2 separate regions of the Mus musculus genome follow, and region 1 is linked to region 2. The links are chromatin loops, found by intact Hi-C in ENCODE. Cell type or tissue: heart. All regions are shown on one strand. Links, peaks and the distances in the headings refer to the core of each region. The heading gives the core; the rest is flanking DNA.

The links. Hi-C counts contacts between places; a loop is a spot of excess contacts. Peaks named below come from ENCODE experiments on the same cell type or tissue, not always from the same donor. Only the 100,000 strongest peaks of a DNase experiment are listed, where the experiment ranks them.
Region 1: it touches region 2 in a loop (9-fold over the local background); 36 of 42 quality-filtered maps call a loop at or near these places.

What each region holds. Positions count from the first base shown.
Region 1 is chr14:61,289,376-61,298,242 of GRCm38, forward strand. It overlaps 1700109G14Rik (RIKEN cDNA 1700109G14 gene), which reads right to left. Exons shown (of 3, transcript NR_033788.1): 2 at 5,254-5,657; 3 at 3,608-3,807. Among named protein-coding and RNA genes, the nearest start is that of 1700109G14Rik, 12 kb to the right of the region's middle. In heart, for the core only: CTCF peaks have their summits at 5,246 (motif pointing left) and 5,553 (motif pointing left); a DNase peak (open chromatin) is centred at 5,226; H3K27me3 peaks cover 422 bases.
Region 2 is chr14:60,796,400-60,805,266 of GRCm38, forward strand. It overlaps Mipep (mitochondrial intermediate peptidase), which reads left to right. Exons shown (of 19, transcript NM_027436.3): 6 at 5,722-5,904; 7 at 6,414-6,570. Among named protein-coding and RNA genes, the nearest start is that of Mipep, 16 kb to the left of the region's middle. In heart, for the core only: CTCF peaks have their summits at 3,497 (motif pointing right) and 7,787 (motif pointing left); no DNase peak of the experiment used is centred there.

The DNA.
Region 1 (8,867 bases), core at 325-8,324, 490 kb after region 2:
TCAAGAATAGCACCCACATCACCCCAAGTCAGCCACTCCAGGAGAGAGTTAGCCTTCCCAGTTCCTCTGCTCGTCCTTCAGTAGCGATATCAGGACCGTTGATGTTTTCTCCGGGAAAACCCATTTTTGCTGTTTCTGTGCATGCTTCTCATTCACTGGAAGGTGCAATACACAGTATCAGCTGATATGAATATGGCAAGAATGGAGTTATTAGATGTACAATATTTCCACAGAGTCACAAAGGACTCTCTGTCTGGGTCTGTGGACCGTAATTTAGACTGCAAGTGGACACAGACAGGGAAAAGCCCTTATGATCCAAGCAGTAGGGGAGCAATCGGAATGTGTCTGTGCTTGATGCAAATCACAAACTCTTTTTGGAGACAGTCTTGCTGTCTAGCCCAGGCTAGCCTCAGAGTCACAGTCCTCCTGCCCAGCCAAGTTAGTGCGAGCGCTGCGGTTCCAGGGCTGTGTGATATGCGCATGTCTACCTCACTCAGGTAAAACTATTCCTTGTGAAATCATAGCTGTTCACCTCGTGGAGCCTCGGCAGTACAACGCGCCCTCTCCTCTGTCTCTAGATGTCAAGACTCAGATCCTGTGGAGGAGAGAAGAACGTCCCGGCTTGACTGTGCTACTGCTCTGATCAGACTGATGACATCCACACGTCTGTCTTTGAGACAAGGTGAATGTACCCTCCACAGTGAACAGCAGAGGCGAAGCCAGGCTCATAATGGTCCGACTGTGTAGGCATATGGTGCTAGCTTCTCAAAGATCATCCAGTGTCCCTGATGGTGACTTCCAGAAACTGAGTATTAACAGTCAACATTTGAGATCTGGAAAGTACAGCCTCCATAGCAGGAATTCCTTTCTTTTAGATTTCCTACTTTTCTATTTTTAAATACTTTTTCTACTATAAAAAGCCTTTATTTGGTATTATAGCTTTAATAAGCAAACTCTGTTTAAATATCAGAATCTGTTATTCCTCTGAGTTAAGATCCCCAGAGCCCATCGTCTTGCTCTTCATGATTTAAGGATCTACATAAAAGGATGCCTTTCATACAAAGGCACTGACATGGCAGATTTTCTGTTTGTGGTGATTAAAATATTAGGGAGGCCTATTTGGCTAAGTGCTAGTCTGGGGTTGGAGGTGAAGTGAACTGGGGCAGGAGATATCCACTGCACTTGGCTAGGTAGGATTTAAGGTGACCTTCTCGGAAGCCAGATTTGAAGAGAGGCCAGGAGGGAGTGTGTGAATAAAGATGCCAAGCATTAACTATAAACCAAAGCATAATGAGAGACAAAAACTTGGCGTTCATGGTGGGCTGTGCTCACCATGGACTGGCTTTCTGTTAAGTCTGCATATTTAAAAACAAACTCCTGTGTAACTGTAAAGTTCCTCAGGAAAATGGGAGCCTGTGACACAGCCTCGAACCCCTGGGAGCCAAGCCAAGGCTCGCCTTTGGCTTTTTGCCAAGCAGGACTTTGCTTCCAGTATCATGAAGTAGAGGTTGGAGCTGTTGTCACAGACTCTCCATGTGCCCAGGCTCACCCAGCCAGGCTGTTCTTAGAAACAGTCAAAAGCAACTCTGCCACCTCAGAAACAAGCAGGTGGTTACAGAAGTGAAATCCTGCAGTTATTTTTTTATGCTCATGGGAAAGGTACATGTTATAGGTCAGACAGTTAACAGATTATGAAACATTTTATGGTTAGTCAATTCCCAGAACAATGGAAACAATTTATGATGTGTAACTCACAAGATTATTGAGAAAGTACAAATTAAAAACCAAATTGACCTCTAGTTAAGGGCATGGTTAGAGAGGAGAAGAAATAAATGGGGCTGGAGAGATGGCTCAGTGGTTAAGAGCACTGACTGCTCTTTCAGAGGTCCTGAGTTCAATTCCCAGCAACTACATGGTGGCTCACAACCATCTGTAGTGAAATCTGATGCCCTCTTCTGGTGTGTCTGAAGACAACAACAGCGTGCTCACATAATACAATAAATAAATCTTGAAGGAAGGAAGGAAGGGAGGAAGGAAGGAAGGAAGGAAGGAAGGAAGGAAGGAATCAAAATCTAACATAGTTTAACTAAAAAGAAAATGGAATCAGCTGTCCCTTAACAAAGTTAAGTAAAAAAGGCAATACTCACAAAAGCCATACACAACAGCAGTAATGGGATAGGACTACATAAAACAGGTACTAAAACTGTTTATGGATGTACCCTACAAGCAAAACATCAAACCCAAAATACTAGGAACCCTAACTGGCAGTAACTGTGTTAGTAGCTCTTTTCTCCTCTTTTCTCCTCTGCGCAGGAAAGCAAGCAGCCTCCTTCTACCAACTCTGGCAGTTCTTTCAGAATGCTTCATTTAAAATTCACATCATGTCAAAACTACCAATACAAGCCACTAAAATTAATGAGTATTTCTCAAGCCCTGAGGGTTAACAGGAAAAAAATGTGTCTCTGGGTGGAAATGACCTCAGCCCAGGGCCACTCCACAACCTGCTCAGGGTGAGAATGGCTTCACACAGCTCGGGCCTTCTGGCTGCCCTCTCCCCTGAGTGCTTGTTTCCATCAGACAAAAGGTCTTTTTTAAAAGATTTGCTTATTTATTTTATGTATATGGGGTACACTATAGCTGTACATCTGGTTTTGGGAATTGAATTCAGGATGTCTGCTCACTCTGGTCAACCCCGCTCACTCAGGCCAAAGATTTATTTATTATTATAAGTAAGTACACTGTACTTACTTATAATACACTGTTGCTGTCTTCTGACACTCCAGAAGAGGGTGGTTTCCGGGACTTGAACTCAGGACCTATGGAAGAGCAGTCAGTGCTCTTACCCGCTGAGCCATCTCACCAGCCCTAGACAAAGGATCTTATCGGTCCGTTTTCTCCCACTCTTTAGCCTTTGGCATCCAAGCATTTAATCGTGTAAGTTTGGGGCGCTTGTTCTCTGGCCTCTGGTCTGTTTCTTCAGCTTTCAGATGGTACCAAGCTACGTTTCCCCTCCGTCTCTTACAAGATGGAGGCTGTGGTTCCCTCCTGTGCAGTTCTTCATCTGGGGCCAGCTCTGTTTCTCAGTAATCCACTGAAATCATTCCCATGATCATATTATCTAGTTTTTACCTGGCGTGGATGAAAACTACTCAACTCACCATTTTCAAGGTCAAATAAGTTCGGGAATGGGGAGGATGGTGCTTCAAAAAGAGCCACCACTTCCCTGGGTGGTGTGAGAGTTGCCTGGCCCTCAGAGGAGAGCAGCGAACACGGGAGGCAGTGGCAGGGGTGGAGGATACGTTTGTAACTCATCTGAAGAGCCTTGTGGCCTTGCAATTTTCTTTTCTTTCCCTTTTTGGGGGTGGAGGTGAAGGATGGTTTGCTGTGTAGCCCAGGCTTGTTCTCAGAGTCTCAGTAATTAGCTTCTGATTTTCTTTTTCCATCTTAAAGCAAGCAACAGGAAGCGAAGATTTTTTTCTGCTTTGCGTATGAAGAAATCACCCCCGTTCGCCATAATCAAAGGAGTAAGGGCAGTGGGGTTGGATCAGGTAACCTGCGTGTTTTACAAGGGAGACTGTACCCCGGCTCTAGGGATTCCCCACGGTTTGGCATTGGGGAAAGCACCCAACTTCCCCATTTATTATGTGGACAGGACTTGAATACACAGAGAGTGGCTAGGTCATTCAAGCCAGACTCCAGGGTCTGGAGCCAGATGTCTGAGCAGGTAGATCCCTTCTGCTGTCTTAACAAGGAAAGGCATCTTCAACAGGCTGTGTTCTTCACCTCCCAGGTCCTCAGCTTATGAATCTGTAAGATGAAGACGATAATAATAGTTAGCCGTGCTAAACAATAGTCCTCATAAATGTTTAAGAAAAGGCCTGGATATCCAGTTGTGGTGGTTTGAATAAAAATGACCCCCATAGGTTCATAGATTTGAATGCTTGGTCATTAGGGATTGGCACTATTAGAAGTTATATCTTTATTGGGTTAGGTGTGGTCTTGTTGAAGGAAGTGTGTCACTGGGGGTGGGCTTTGAGGTTTCAAAGGCCCAAGCCAGGCAAGTCCAGTGTCTCTCCTTCCTGCTGCCTTCCTGTGGATCAGAATGTAGACCTCTCAGCTCCTCCAGCACCATGTCTGCCTACACAGTACCATGCTCCCTGACATACTGACAATGAACTAAACCTCTGAAACCGTAAGCCAATCCCAGTTAAGTGCTTCCCTTTACAGGAGTTGCTGTGGTCATGGTGTCTCTTCATAGCAATAGAACACTGACCAAGACACCAGTAAATATCCATTTTTAGCCATCGTTCTCTGTCAGCATTAAAACTGTGGTTGGAGTGAAAGGGTCATATTCTAGAAAGTAGCAGTATTACTGACTTGAAGCTTAGAGTCTACCTTTCAATGTTAGAAGGCAGTAAGTAAGGAAGAGAGATTGGAAATAACTGGGGCAGATGGGGCCCGTAGGAGATAACGAATCAGCAGACAGCAGAGGTACGTCTCCTTTACCCAACATGATTGGAACCATACATGTTTTAAGACTGGAGTGGGGTGGGGAGTATTTGCATAGACAAATGAAAACTCTGGGAATGGCGCCTACATCTAAACAGAAATTGCATTTGTTTTGTCCACAGCTTCTACCCTTAGCCCAAGAGTGCTCATATGCAGTGTCCTCCCTGTGCTGCGGGCTAGACTGTGCTCTGTCACACAGGCTGTGTGGGATTTCCCATTTGTCAGTGGTGTTACGTGGTGTTAGCATGTTCCAGGGTTTGGCTTTTGGAGATTACAGATTCTCAACCTTTACAATAATAGACAGAAGAAATGCCGCTTGCACCGACTGTGTCTGACTGTAAGAGGTTGGTGACAAGTAGCTTAATTATCATTAGATGTTTTGCAAATGCCAGTTGTCTTCGTAATTAAGAGAGCCCAATTAGTTTGGAAAAGAGAAACTGGGGCGTGATCTGTCACAGGGCTTCTGGGTGCTCGCGGGTCTCTACTGACCTCTACTGACATGCTGAGCTAGAGCAGCGCACTGATAGGTAGTTTTTAAAGGCTGATAAAGACATTTCTTTACCATCTAGTTTCTAACGGACTAGAAGTTATGGGTAGCTGTTTTTAAAATCACATTTCTTGGGCTGGAGAGCTAAGAGGTTAAGAGAGCTTGCTGCCATACCAGAGGACAGCTCACGGCCACCTATAACCCAAGTTCGAAAGCATCTGGCGCCCTCTTCTGGCTTTCAAGGGACCTGCACACACCTGGTATAAGCACAGCTAAATACCGATTTAGAAGATCATTTGTCTGTTAGATTGTTTGCTGTCATGTTGGGTGTTGCTTTTTCGGTAGCTATGAAAGTAACTCTAGAACGTTCTGGCTGAGAGTTTTCTTCAGCGATCTTGTACTAATTGAAAATCTTTACAGGTCAGCACAGAGGCCATTCTCTGGTTCCTTGAAGCCCTTTCGAACGTCTCTCTTTCTGTGGTTTGTCCAGTTCACATCCCAGCCAGAGGCCTGTCCGTTTCTTTTTTTCAGTTTAGAGGCTCTGCTGCCCTCTGGTGTCTCTGTGTGGCTCTGCAGGTTCTTCTCTTGCTAGAGGTATTCCGGGAATATGGAGATGACTGTCCCAAAAGTAAGATGGCAAATACCAGTCCTTCAAGAGCCCCTGCAAGTCAGAATGTGTTCTGATTAGGAGCTTGCGTGATACTGAATGTTTTACCAGAAGAAACCTTAGCGGCGCGCGCGCGAGAGAGAGAGAGAGAGAGAGAGAGAGAGAGAGAGACAGAGAGAGAGAGAGAGAGAGAGAGAGAGAGAGAGAGAGAGAGAACGACTACCACCAGAATGCGTTCCCCTCCTTCTACTCCCCAAGAAGAAAGGACCAGACTCCTCCTCTCATTTGCTCCAAGCTGAGTTGGCCTCCTTGTACCCTCTGGGCCACCGCAGACTGCCCCACTCTCCTTTGCACTTTGTGGCCTCCCGCGGCAGAACAGTGCCAGGTGGGGAGAGGTGACCCCTGGCAACGTTAAACAATTCTTAAGTTTTCCGTGCAGCAGTGTAGTGCCTGAGCTCACCTTGGGCACTCCATGACAGGTTTCTGGGTTTTCAAAACCTCCATGCACTTTTACCCGTGTCTAGTTTTTAAGCCTGTGTTTCTGCAGAGAATGAGGACCCCAGTCCTAGGAGTTTCATCTGCACGCTGTTAATGAGAAATTCAATGTAATTGCCATTCTTCTTGCCCCATGAGTAAGCTTTCCTTAAATCTAGTTCTCTTTGAGTGGTTTCTTTCTTCCCTGTGTAGTCTAACTGTGGTTCCACGAGGCAGGCTTCTGAGTACTTCTAGTTGGTATTTTGTTGCTGCAGATTGAATCTAAAATATTCTCTCACAGGCTAACGATGTAAACACTTTCTCTGGGTGGAGGTGTCATTATAAAGACTCTAGAGCTTTCAAGATCCGGGCTCTGGCTGGCGGAACTAGGTTACTGGGGGTGGTGATAACACTTCCAAAATCACTCCCCCTCTGTAAGCCAGCCCCAATTAAAAGTTTTCCTTTATAAGAGTTGCCATAGTAGCCAGGAGGTGATGGTGTGTGCCTTTAATCTCAATATTTGGGAGGCGGAGGTAGGTGAATTTCTATGAGTTTGATGCCAGCCTGGTCTACCGATCAAGTTCCTGCATATAGAAACTATGTCTTAGGGGGTGGGGGGGAGGACCTAATTTGAAGAAAATAAATAGCAAAAATAAGAATCAGATGTAAGAATGATCCCATTACCAGATCAGGTGTTTGTTTACAATCCAGAACAACAAACCAACCCAGAACTTCTTGTAAATTCTTGTAATTACCAGTAAAGACAGAGGTTGCCAGTGAGCAGCAGAAGTGTGATGGTTTGAGTGATAATGACTCCATAAGCTCAAAGATGTGAATATCAGTCCCAGCTGGTGAAACTGTTTTGGAAGGATTAGGAAGTGTGGCCTTGGGGTGGGCTTTGAGGTTTCTAAAGATTCATGTAATTCCCAGATGGCTAATCTCTCTGCCTCAAGCTTGTGGCTCGAGGTGTGAGCTCCCAGCTGTTCCTGAACCCATGTCTTTGTTCGGCCATCAAGGACTCTAACCCTCCAAAACCATAAGCCCAATGAAACCCTTTGTTTTAAAAGCTGCCTAGATATGATGTTTTCTTATGGCTATAGAGAAGTAGGACAAGCAAGGGAAGTCCCAAGACAGAAAGGCACTCTAAGATAGGGGATGTTATTCTTCAAGACATTATAGCAGGCATGACAAATGTCTTTGATAGGCATTTAGTGGTGATCTGAATGTGCTTGGCCCAGGGAGTGGCCTTGTTGGAGTAAATGTGTCACTGTGGGAGTGGACTTTGAGACCCTCCTTCTAGCTGTCTGAAATATAGTTTCCTCCTGGCTGCCTTCTCATCAAGATGCAGAACTCTCAGCTCCTCCTGCACCATGCCTGCCTGGATGCTGCCATGTTCCCACCTTGATGATAACGGACCTCTGAACCTGTAAACCAGCCCCAATGAAATGTTGTCCTTTACAAGAGTGGCCTTGGTCATGGTGCCTGTTCACAGCAGTAGAAACCCTAAGAAAGACAGGCTTCATAAACAGGACCTGGTAGATCACTGGCCTGAAGGTCTCAGAAGAAACTGATGAAGTAGAAGTAAGCAGGAAAAAGAAAAGAGGGACAGAGAGCGACAGAGAAGAAGGAAGGAAGATGGCAAAAGGAAAGGAGGAAAGGATAGTGGACACAGAGAACCAGAACAGCACAGCTGAGCCCTGTGGGCAACTACAGTAGGATGCCAGTACAACGCAGTGGACACAAGACGAGAGAATAGAACTCTGAACCTGCGTTTCAGTCCCCAGCACTCTCATCTGGCAGATCACAACAGCTGGTAACTCCAGCTGCAGAGAATGTGAAGCCTCCTCGTGCACGGGCACATACATGGCACGCGCACACACAGAGGCTCCAGCATGGATCTGTCGGCAGTGTGGGTGCTAGAGGAGGGAGGACGGAGGACTGTGTTTCTACAGGAGCATGGCCACTGGCAGGTTGCTATGCCCTAGTGGGTGAACCCACACCCATGTATACATGTGCAGCACTAATTGAACTCTGGATCTAAATAAATATAAAATAAGAACATACGGCTGGGAAAGAGATGTGATGGGCTGCGTTGGGGTGATTAGAAAGGAAGAGTGGGGGTGGTTACAAACAAGAACGTGGTATGCATGCAGGAGTTTTTCAAAGAATGTGACCGCCTGAACATGATCTGAACAAAGACAACACCAGTAGACACAGATGAAGGAAAGCCCACAAGGCCTCAGCCCCACACAAAGACCTGCAGGCAACTAAGGATGCTGAGGGCAGGAAAAGTAGATGTCCCCGCAATTAACACACCAATGGGTTTTCCAATACCAAATGGTCAGCCCTGAAAACACACATATAAGTAACACTATATAGACTAAAAAGGTTATATTTATGTGTTTAGGAATGTGTGTGTGAGAGAGGGGGGGAGAGAGAATTAATGAAATAAGAGGCCATGAATTTGGAAGAGAGCGAGGAGGAATGTATGGAAGGGTTGGAGCAAGGAAAGAGAAAGTAAAAGCAATGTAATTAAATCATAGTCTCGAAACTATGAAGAAAGAGATAAGTGGATAAAATTTGTAAACATATATTATAAATTCAATAAAAATTGTTACTAGATCTAATAAAGAAGAATTTATAGAAAATTTAACAACAAATTTATTAACAACAATGTATTGGGTTATACAAGACCTTGTTTGCAGTTATAATAGAAAAGTCTTCCTCTCTCTCTGTCTATACTCACAACTTTCTATTGTGTCTTTCTATCACACCACACTAGTTAGGTTC
Region 2 (8,867 bases), core at 448-8,447:
GTGTGCTGGGAACCAATTCCTACACCTCTGCAAGAGTAACTCATGCTCTCGACCTTTTAACCATCTCTCCACCCAAGTCTTTTCGTTCTTCAGATCGGGTCTATATAGCCCCAGCAGGCCTGGAACATGCTATGTAGACTAGGCTGGCCTCAAACTCATGCTGCTTCCTGAGTGCTGGGGTTAAAGGTGTGTGACAGCAAAGGGGGCACATTTATCTATCTGTCTGTCTGTCTGTCTACTCATCTATCTACCTATTTATTTAGAGATAGATAGGGCCTCCTGTAGCCCAGCTTAGCTTTGATCTTGGTGTGGATTGAAGATGAACTTGTCTTTCTGATCTTGGACCAGGCTCAGTGCAGGGAATTGAACCCATCAGGGGAAGCATTCCACCAGCTGAGCAAAGACAAGGTTACATGTTAACCAAATTGGCCTGGAACTTGTTTGTAGCAGAGGCTGGCCTTGAACTCCTGACCTTCTTGCCTTCACCCCCTTCTAGTATTACAGGCATGCCACCACACCAGGCTTCCAGCTGTTTTAGTGTTTTTACTAACATTTATTTGCTAGAGCCCTCTTGTATCACTTGACGGTGTATTAGCAAACTCTTAGGACCTTTTTTCACTTGTCATAAAATTCTTCTGTAGGTGGTGTCTAAACATAGTGCTCTCTGGAAGCTGGCCATCACTCCAAAATGAAGTGACAGCTCAGCTAGAGTGGTGACGGTGCCATGGAGTGAGGCTGAGATGGAGAGTAGGTGGACTTCACACTTGGTGTGCCTGATGGCTCCACACATTTGCTATGGTGTGACCTGTGCAGTGTTCTCTCTGGATGGAGGGTAGAAACAAAGTAACTTGCTAGAGGCTCTCAGCTTCAGCGCAGGGAGTTCTCACACTGGCTGCAGGTGTCCTAAGAATATGATGCGCTGCCAACCAGTCCCTTGTGTGGGCAGCAGCTCAGTGCTGGGCTAGAGGAGTGGCTGGATGCCACCCAGAGTGGCTCCCCATGGCCTCCTCTGCTTGCCCACGGTCCGATTATTATTATGATTTTATAGCTCTTTCCATCCCAGGGAATCCAAAGACATTTATCTAGGAACAAAAGTTAGTTTCTCAGAATGTCTTGGGACCTCCGTGCCTGAGACTTCTCTATCTGGATCAACCAAGGGCAGATGAAAAACATTCAGAAAACGATGTGTTTGCACTGAGCTCAGAGCAGACTTTGCTAATAGCTTTCGTGCTCTCACCTGGCCTTTACATTGTATTATACTTCCCAAGTGATTGACAGATGTTCTGGAGTTGATAGGAGGAGGTGGATAGGTTTCGTGCAAATGCAGAAGGACTATTCTGCTGTCCAAGGTAGGGAGGGGTGTCTTGGCACCAGTCCATACCACAGAACATTTGTACGCCTTGTCTGATAAATAGGAGGTCTATCTTTCTGTCTGTCTCTCTTTTAATTTTTATTGTTGTTTTGTTTATTGCAACAGTGTATTCACTTTGTAGCCCAGGCTGACCTTGAACTTGTGGTGATCCTCCTGCCTCTGCCGCCTGAGTGCTGGGATCACTTGTGGGAGCCGCTGCTCCTGGCTAATGAAACACAGTGAGTTCATGCATTCACCTGAGGGCCCATCAGTCAGGACGCAGCAGGTTAACTTTTGGTTTGCCTCCACGTCTGGGGATGTCTTTCAGTCGGTCGGGCGCCTTAGGCAGGGTCTTTCCCTACTCAGTTGCCTGAGGCTTACACCTTTTCCTCTGCAGCCCCTTTCCTCGATGACGTATACTGCTTCTCTTTGAGTCACCACAGAAAGTGTGGAGTAACTGCAGTGCTCTTTCACTGAAGGTCATCTCCCATGGACTAGATGGCCTGGCTGTCTGAGATGCCTCTATTCTCCGTGATGACAGGGAACACCTCCAAGCATTTGTCAGAGTAAGAAATGCTTCTCCCATCACCCACACAGTGCCTTTAAGAATCTGTTTCGTGATGAGAAACTGGTGACCCCAGAAGAATGAGAAGCAATCTGTAAGCTCCGGACTTGTTAGGTTTTGGTTTTGCTCTTTGGGACATGATCTTGCTCTGTAGCCCAAGCTGATCTAGAACTCTCAGATGCTAGGGTTGCATGCTTGAGCCACCACACCTGGCTTTTTATTCTTGATAGAAGGTCTCAGTGTGGAGCTTGTGCTGGCCTCAGACTCAGGTTTGCTCTACTTCAGCCTCTCAAACGCTTGGGATTTCAGCACATGGAGATCACATGTTGCCTTTAGTGCCGGGGGTTGAATTTAGGGACCCATGCATGCTAAGAAAGTCCTCTGCACTGAGCAGTATCACCAGCAGATCATGTTTTTTGATGTATACCAGTTTTGGATTCAGTAAAATACCTCATGATTGTAAGATGATACATTGTAATGCTAGTCCCCATTAACTGGGTTTGATGTCTTCTGTTTGTGAGCAATGGGGACTCATGTATCACAGGGTAGCATTGAGCTTTCTGTGAAGCCAAGAATATCTGCTTCCACCTCCCAAGTGCTAGTGACGCAGACCTTCTCCATTACGTCTGCTTTAAGAGGTGCTGGGATCAGACCCAGGGCTTCCTGCATGCCAGGCTAGCACTCAACCAACTGAACACAGTCCTTGCCACCCCAATCCTGCTTTGTTAACCTTTGAGGTGACATTGCTGTGCATAGCTCTCGCATTGTACAGAATGTTAATTAAAGCCGTGTTTGAAACTGTGCTGGCCAATGTTTATGTTCAGTTTTCACCAGCACCGACCGCCGTTCTCATCCAGCACACATGTACTCATAGCGTACCCTATCTTTCCCACCAAGTGACTCTCAGAGGCCATCAGCATTAAAGATGCAGGAGATAAGTCAGCCGTTTTCTCTGCAGCCCCTGCGTCTGCTCTTATGGGTGCCCCCGGGCCCAGGCTGACATCACCTGCTTTAGAAGGGAGGTTCTAAGGCACCCCACCAACATAACGTCATTTGCACACCGCAAAGGCTTACGTTCTTTCAGGTTTGCTTTGGTTAATTTTGAGATGAGGTGCTGCTGTGTCCTCAGGCTGCCTTTGAGCTCCTGCGTTCAAGCCCGTCTGCCTTCCTCTTCCCTGAGTAACTGTAGCTGCAGGCATGGGCCTCTGTGCTCTGTGCTCGCTAGTTTTCAGTTTAAGGTCTTGTGATTATAACTTAGGAGTTTAAAATTAACTGTTTATTTTAAGAAGTGTTTCTAATAGTTTCACAGGGTGTTTAGTGTTCTAAGCCGTGCACATTGGATTGTTCTGGAATAATGGAATGATATGTCCAGAAGATAGCTACAGTCAGAAAATGAACTAGATTTTATTTTTCCAGAGGTTTTAACACTTGATAAAATTTTAGGAATGATTAATTTTATTATGCTGTGTTTTACTTTTTTTTTTTTTTTTTTATAAAAAAAGCTTCAGGAAGAATTTTAGAACTATAATTTTTAGATGCCATTCATCATTTTTGTTATTCCACTGATAACCACTAGGTGGCAATACATGACTGCGAGAGAAGTCTGGATTAAGAAGACACTGAAGGCCCCGGGGAAAGGAGTTTTTCCATACTGAAAGCTTTAGGTCATTACTCTACATTGACTTTTTTCGATACTGAAGTCTTGCTATATACCCAGGCAGGCGTTTAACTTCCAGGCTGACTTTGAACGTTGAAATACCTCCCTCCGCATTCCCCAGTGCTGGGCTTATATGTGTGTATCACCATACCTGGTTTATTTTAGCACATTTTACTTTTTGAGACAGGGTCTCATGTAGCCCAGGATGGCATGGACTCTTTACATTGCTGAGGTCAAGCCTGCTTCCATTGCCTAAGTGCTGGATTGCACACATCCAGTTTGTACAGTGCCGAAGGCCAAGTTCAGGGTTTTGTGCATGGTAGCCAAGTACTCAGCTGAGCTACACCACCCCAGTCCTTCTCAGCTTCTCGTTAAGTACACATTTACATCTTATATATTTGTCTGAAAAAAAAAGTGTTGCTTAATAATTTTTTTCTTGGATATTTTCTTTATTTACATTTCAAATGTTTTCCCTTTTCTAGGTCTCCCCTTCAGAACTCCCCTATCCCATACCCCCTCCCCCTGCCTCTGTGAGGGTGCTCCCCCACCTTCCCACTTCCATCCTCCTGCCCTGGCAGTCCCCTACACTGGGGCATTGAACACCCTCAGGCCTGAGGGCCTCTTCTCCCACTGATGTCCAGCAAGGCCATCTTCTGCCACATATGTGGCCAGTGCCATCGGTCACTCTAAGTAATACACTTTGTTTGGTGGTCCAGTCCAGTCTGGCCTGTTGACACTGCTGCTTCCTCCATGGGGTTGCAACCCCCCTCAGCTCCTTCAGTCCCTTCTCTGTCTCCTCCATCAGGTACCCCAGAGCTCAGTCCAGTGGTTGGCTGTGAGCTTCCTCCTCTGTATTTGTCAGGCTCTGGCAGAGCCTCTCAGGAATCAGCTATATCAGGTTTTTATCAGCAAGCCCTCCCCAGCATCCACAATAGCTTCTGGGTTTGGTGACTGTATATGGGATGGATCCCCAAGTTGGGCAGTCTCTGGATGGCCTTTCCTTCAGTCTCTGCTCCACACTTTGTCTCCATATTTCTTCCTGTGAGTACTTTGTTCACCCTTCTAAAAAGCACTGATCACATTTTGGTCTTCCTTCTTCTTAGGCTTCAGTGCTTAATAATTTTTTAAAGGCGGGTCACATGACTCACCTGAAGCCCATCATAAGCCCTGTATGAAGCCTGGCTTGTTTCTTCCTGATAGATAACCGAAAGATCGTACCTGGGCACTTTCTGATTGGCCTCAGAGATTACATGGATACAGTTTATATTTTGTCCTAAAATATTTGTGGTGTATGCTGGGATTAAGGCCCAGTGGGCAGAGTGCTTGCCTGGCATGCATGGGGCCCTGGGTTCAAGCCTCAGCACTGCATAAATAGGGATGATGGTTCAATGGCGCCGTGGTCAGGGAGAGGTAGAGGCAGGTAGACCAGAAGTCTAAAGTCATCCTCAGCTACGTAGCCAGCCTGGGTTGCATGGACTGTCTTTATTTTATTTTATTTTATTTTATTTTTGAGGTAGCTCCTTTGACCATGGACTTCAGGAACTACTTCTCCCCAGAGATTGTGTTCTGGAGTGTGACTGCAAGCTAAAAAACTTACATGACTGTGCCAGTACAAGCCTCATCACACTTGACTGAGGAACTGGTTCTGTGTACCACACACCTGAGTAGACAGTGCAGCTCTGCCCCTCAGGCCTCTGCCTACCCCCTCCTTGTCCATTTTTAAGCCAGTGGTTCTCCTGTCATAGTGAGTGCATGCCCTGTGCCCCGTGCTCCCTGTCCTGCTTGATTCTGCCTTTAAGGGCTTTGTTGCAGGTGAACCAGAGCCTCTGAGCTGAACCCGTTGGATGCTCACATTGTTCTGTGCAGATCTGTGTTTCTCATTTCCCTTCCCCCTCTGTCTGTTAGCCTAGTCTTTTAAATTCAACATCTTTCTAATCTCCCCTTCAAATACTTAATTTTTTAAAGTGCCACGGAACAGGTGTAACCAGCCGACGTGTTGACTTAACTTAATGAAGGTTTTTGGGGACAGAGGATTACACGCAAGTGTTCTGTATCAACGGTTCAGGTGTTGTTTTCCTACGGCTGTGGATTGTCTGTCTGTGAACTGCTAGTTTACATTGCTTTAAATACCTTCTCTCCCACGTGCAGCGCAGAAGAGCAGTGGACCTCAATGTTAAGATCTTGGACTTGAGCAATGCTTTCCTCATGAGAACCAACTTTCCCAACAAGATCCGGAAGAGTCTCTTACCAGAGCACATTCAGCACCACTTTGCCCGTGACGGAAGCCACTTAATCATTGACGGCCTGCATGCAGAAGCCTCCGATGACTTGGTAGGAGTCTTCCGTTGCTTTGCTCTGCTCCCATCTGAATACTGACGGATATGTCTTACTATGCTATCATAGATATAATGCACTATCACGGCACGTGATAGTGTGGCCTTAAAGACCTTGTTGCGTTACTAAGATCTGAATTTTTAATTTCTGACATAGTTAATTCCACAAATGCTTTGAATGTGGAAAATAGTTAAAATTCATGTGGAATTAATTTTTGGAGTACAGTCAGTAGCAAGTGTAGTCACTTTTAATTCTTAAGTCATTGTGTCGCCAGGAGTAGGTGCTTTCTGGCACAGAGACAGAGCACTGGCAAATTGTCTTCTCAGCATGTGCCGTTGTGTCCTATAGAAGCACTGTAGACCTGATGTGGCCTGTTGTTTCGCTTTGGAAGCCATGGCCAGCTGTGGGCAGCGTGAGGAGCACTGGCCCTGGGGGTTGCTGCGTGTGCTTTTAGACCATGACGTTTAGACCTTTGACTTTCTCTTCTTTCCCCCTTTTAACTACAGGTTCGGGAGGCTGCTTATAAAATTTTCCTTTATCCCAATGCCGATCAGTTGAAATGTTTAGAGGAATTGCTAAGCAGCAGAGACCTTCTGGCAAAATTAGTAGGTTATTCTACATTTTCCCACAGGGCCCTCCAAGGAACCATAGCTCAGACTCCAGGTGAGCCCATTTACCCAACCTCTGCGAACCAATGGGACTTTGAGGAAGCAGACGTTCTAGTGGGAGGGTCAAGAGATTGACAGCACTGGAGAGCCACCCCAGGGAACTCTGCTCCCAGCCCAGAGCTTCTGATTTAAATATCTGTAAATGAATTTAAAAGCAAAAGACCTTTGCCATCCAGCCCGGCCTGTCCTTGAACTCACAGTCTTCTTGCCTGAGCTTCCCGAGCTGTCATGGCTGACACTGGTTGATTTTGTTTTTGTTTTTGTTTTAAAATCTATTCAGAGAACCATTTATTGGTACTTTTTGATATCTATTGATATAGAAGTCATCTTTGATTAGAGCAAATAATTTGACCTATGTTGTGTGCGTGTGCTGAGAGTAAGTCAACTCTAGGTTTCCACTTGTTATTAATTTTAAATGAATTTCATTCTAACCCAGCCCAGTGTCATCAGGTTGGAAATAGAGCGAGAGGGTGAAGGACGATGTGTTTGCTAAGCCCACGGTGGTGAGGCCATTGCCAAGCACAGCCCTGCCAGGGAAGGTTCATGCTAGGTGGGCGAGGGAGGTGCGATTGGGTAAACTGGCCTCGTGCTGAGCTCAGGATATCTGAGCTGCCATGCACAGCTAGTAATGGAAATGAATGCATGCGAGCTGTTCAGAGGTATTTTAGCGTTCGACCATTGAGGCAGTGAATCATCAGCAGGATGGTAGAGTTGCTCAGATTCTAGCTGTACCGTGGAGATGCTGATGGAGAGGGAGGAGTAGACAGCACGGTTTCTGCAGAGCACTCGTGTGTGCTACTGTGGAAGGAGGACACACTGGATGGCACTCCCTTGTGGAGTTCCCAGCATTCCTTCTGTCTTTGTTGCTTCCTTGTGTATTCCCTCTTTTCCCAGTATGCTCCTTTGTTTCTCAAAGTTCCTGTACATCTTTCTCACTCTTCCCTACCCAGCCTTCCCATGACCTGTGTCTTACCTAGGGCTGCAAAGAGTCACCATGACCTGGGCAGCTCTTTTAAAAGAAAACATTTACTTGGAGCTGGCTTACAGGTCAGAGGTTTGGTCCATTATCATCATAGTGGGAAGTATGGCAGCCTGTAGTCAGACATAGTGCTGGAGAGGTAGCTGAGAGTCCTATGTCTTCATTTGCTGGCAGCAGGAAGAGACTAGGCCACTAGGCCTGTCTCAAGCTTCTGAGACTTCAAATCCTGCCCCCTAGTGACACACTTTGTCCAACAAAGCCACACCTCCTAATAGTGCCACTCTCTATGAGCCTATGGGGCCATTTCCATTCAAACCACCCACCCTGCTTCCTGCCTGGATTCCCATGCTCAGATTCTCTGAGCTGCAAACCAAGCTCTTCCATTACAAACTTCTAAAATTGCCGCAGGCTTTCTGCTCTCCTTCAGCTTTGTCCTTGGATCTTTAAAGCACCTACTTTTTTTGTTTTTATTTGTTTTTATGCTCAGTATGGAATCCAGGGCCTCCCACATGCTAGGCATCTTCTCTGTCACCAAGCTCCGTCTCAGGCCAGCTCTTAAAGTTGGGTTCGTATAACTTAATTCCTAAATTGATATTACATGAATTATGTATTTTATATACAGAGAGATATGAATGTATATCTATATAATTTTTGTTTTCTGCTTTTGAGACCTGTGTATTTCAAGTTGTTGAGGATGGCCTTGAACTCTTGATCGTCCTGCCTCCACCGACCTAGTTCCACATTGCAGGAGTATGCTACAACTATCATTCAAATTACTGTTAATATCAGTGAGGTTAAGATACAGTATTTTTGCTTTTGTACTACATAAAATATTATTATTAGAAGGTTACGGAGTGCAGCTGGGTTATGTTATTTAACCCCTTACCGGCCCCGTGAGGTAGGGATTGGTCATGAAGGTTAGGCGTGGTGCTAACACATGACACAGCAGGAGTCAACACACACCTCTGCAGCTCCTCGGTTCTCATAGCTGGAGCCAGAAAGCCTTTCTGAGCTGCTACTCGATCAGGTACTCAGCTGGGCTCTGGAAACCAGTCAGTGTGGCAGGGAGAAGAGAATGGCTCCTTCGTGCACTTGGTGTTGCTGTAGAGAGATGGAGTAGGGATGGGATGTAGTGTTCAGTGTGCTGTAATGCCGCCTTTGCCAGGGAGGCTCGTGTTGAAACGCGATGGTGCGTGCAGGATGTGGCATGCTTCAGGCCGGGCCTGGCAATTTGTCAGAATGAATCTGCAGTCTCTTGGGGGAAAACGTGCAACCGTGTGCCCAGGTCTCAAGGGAGAAATGTGCCAGACACA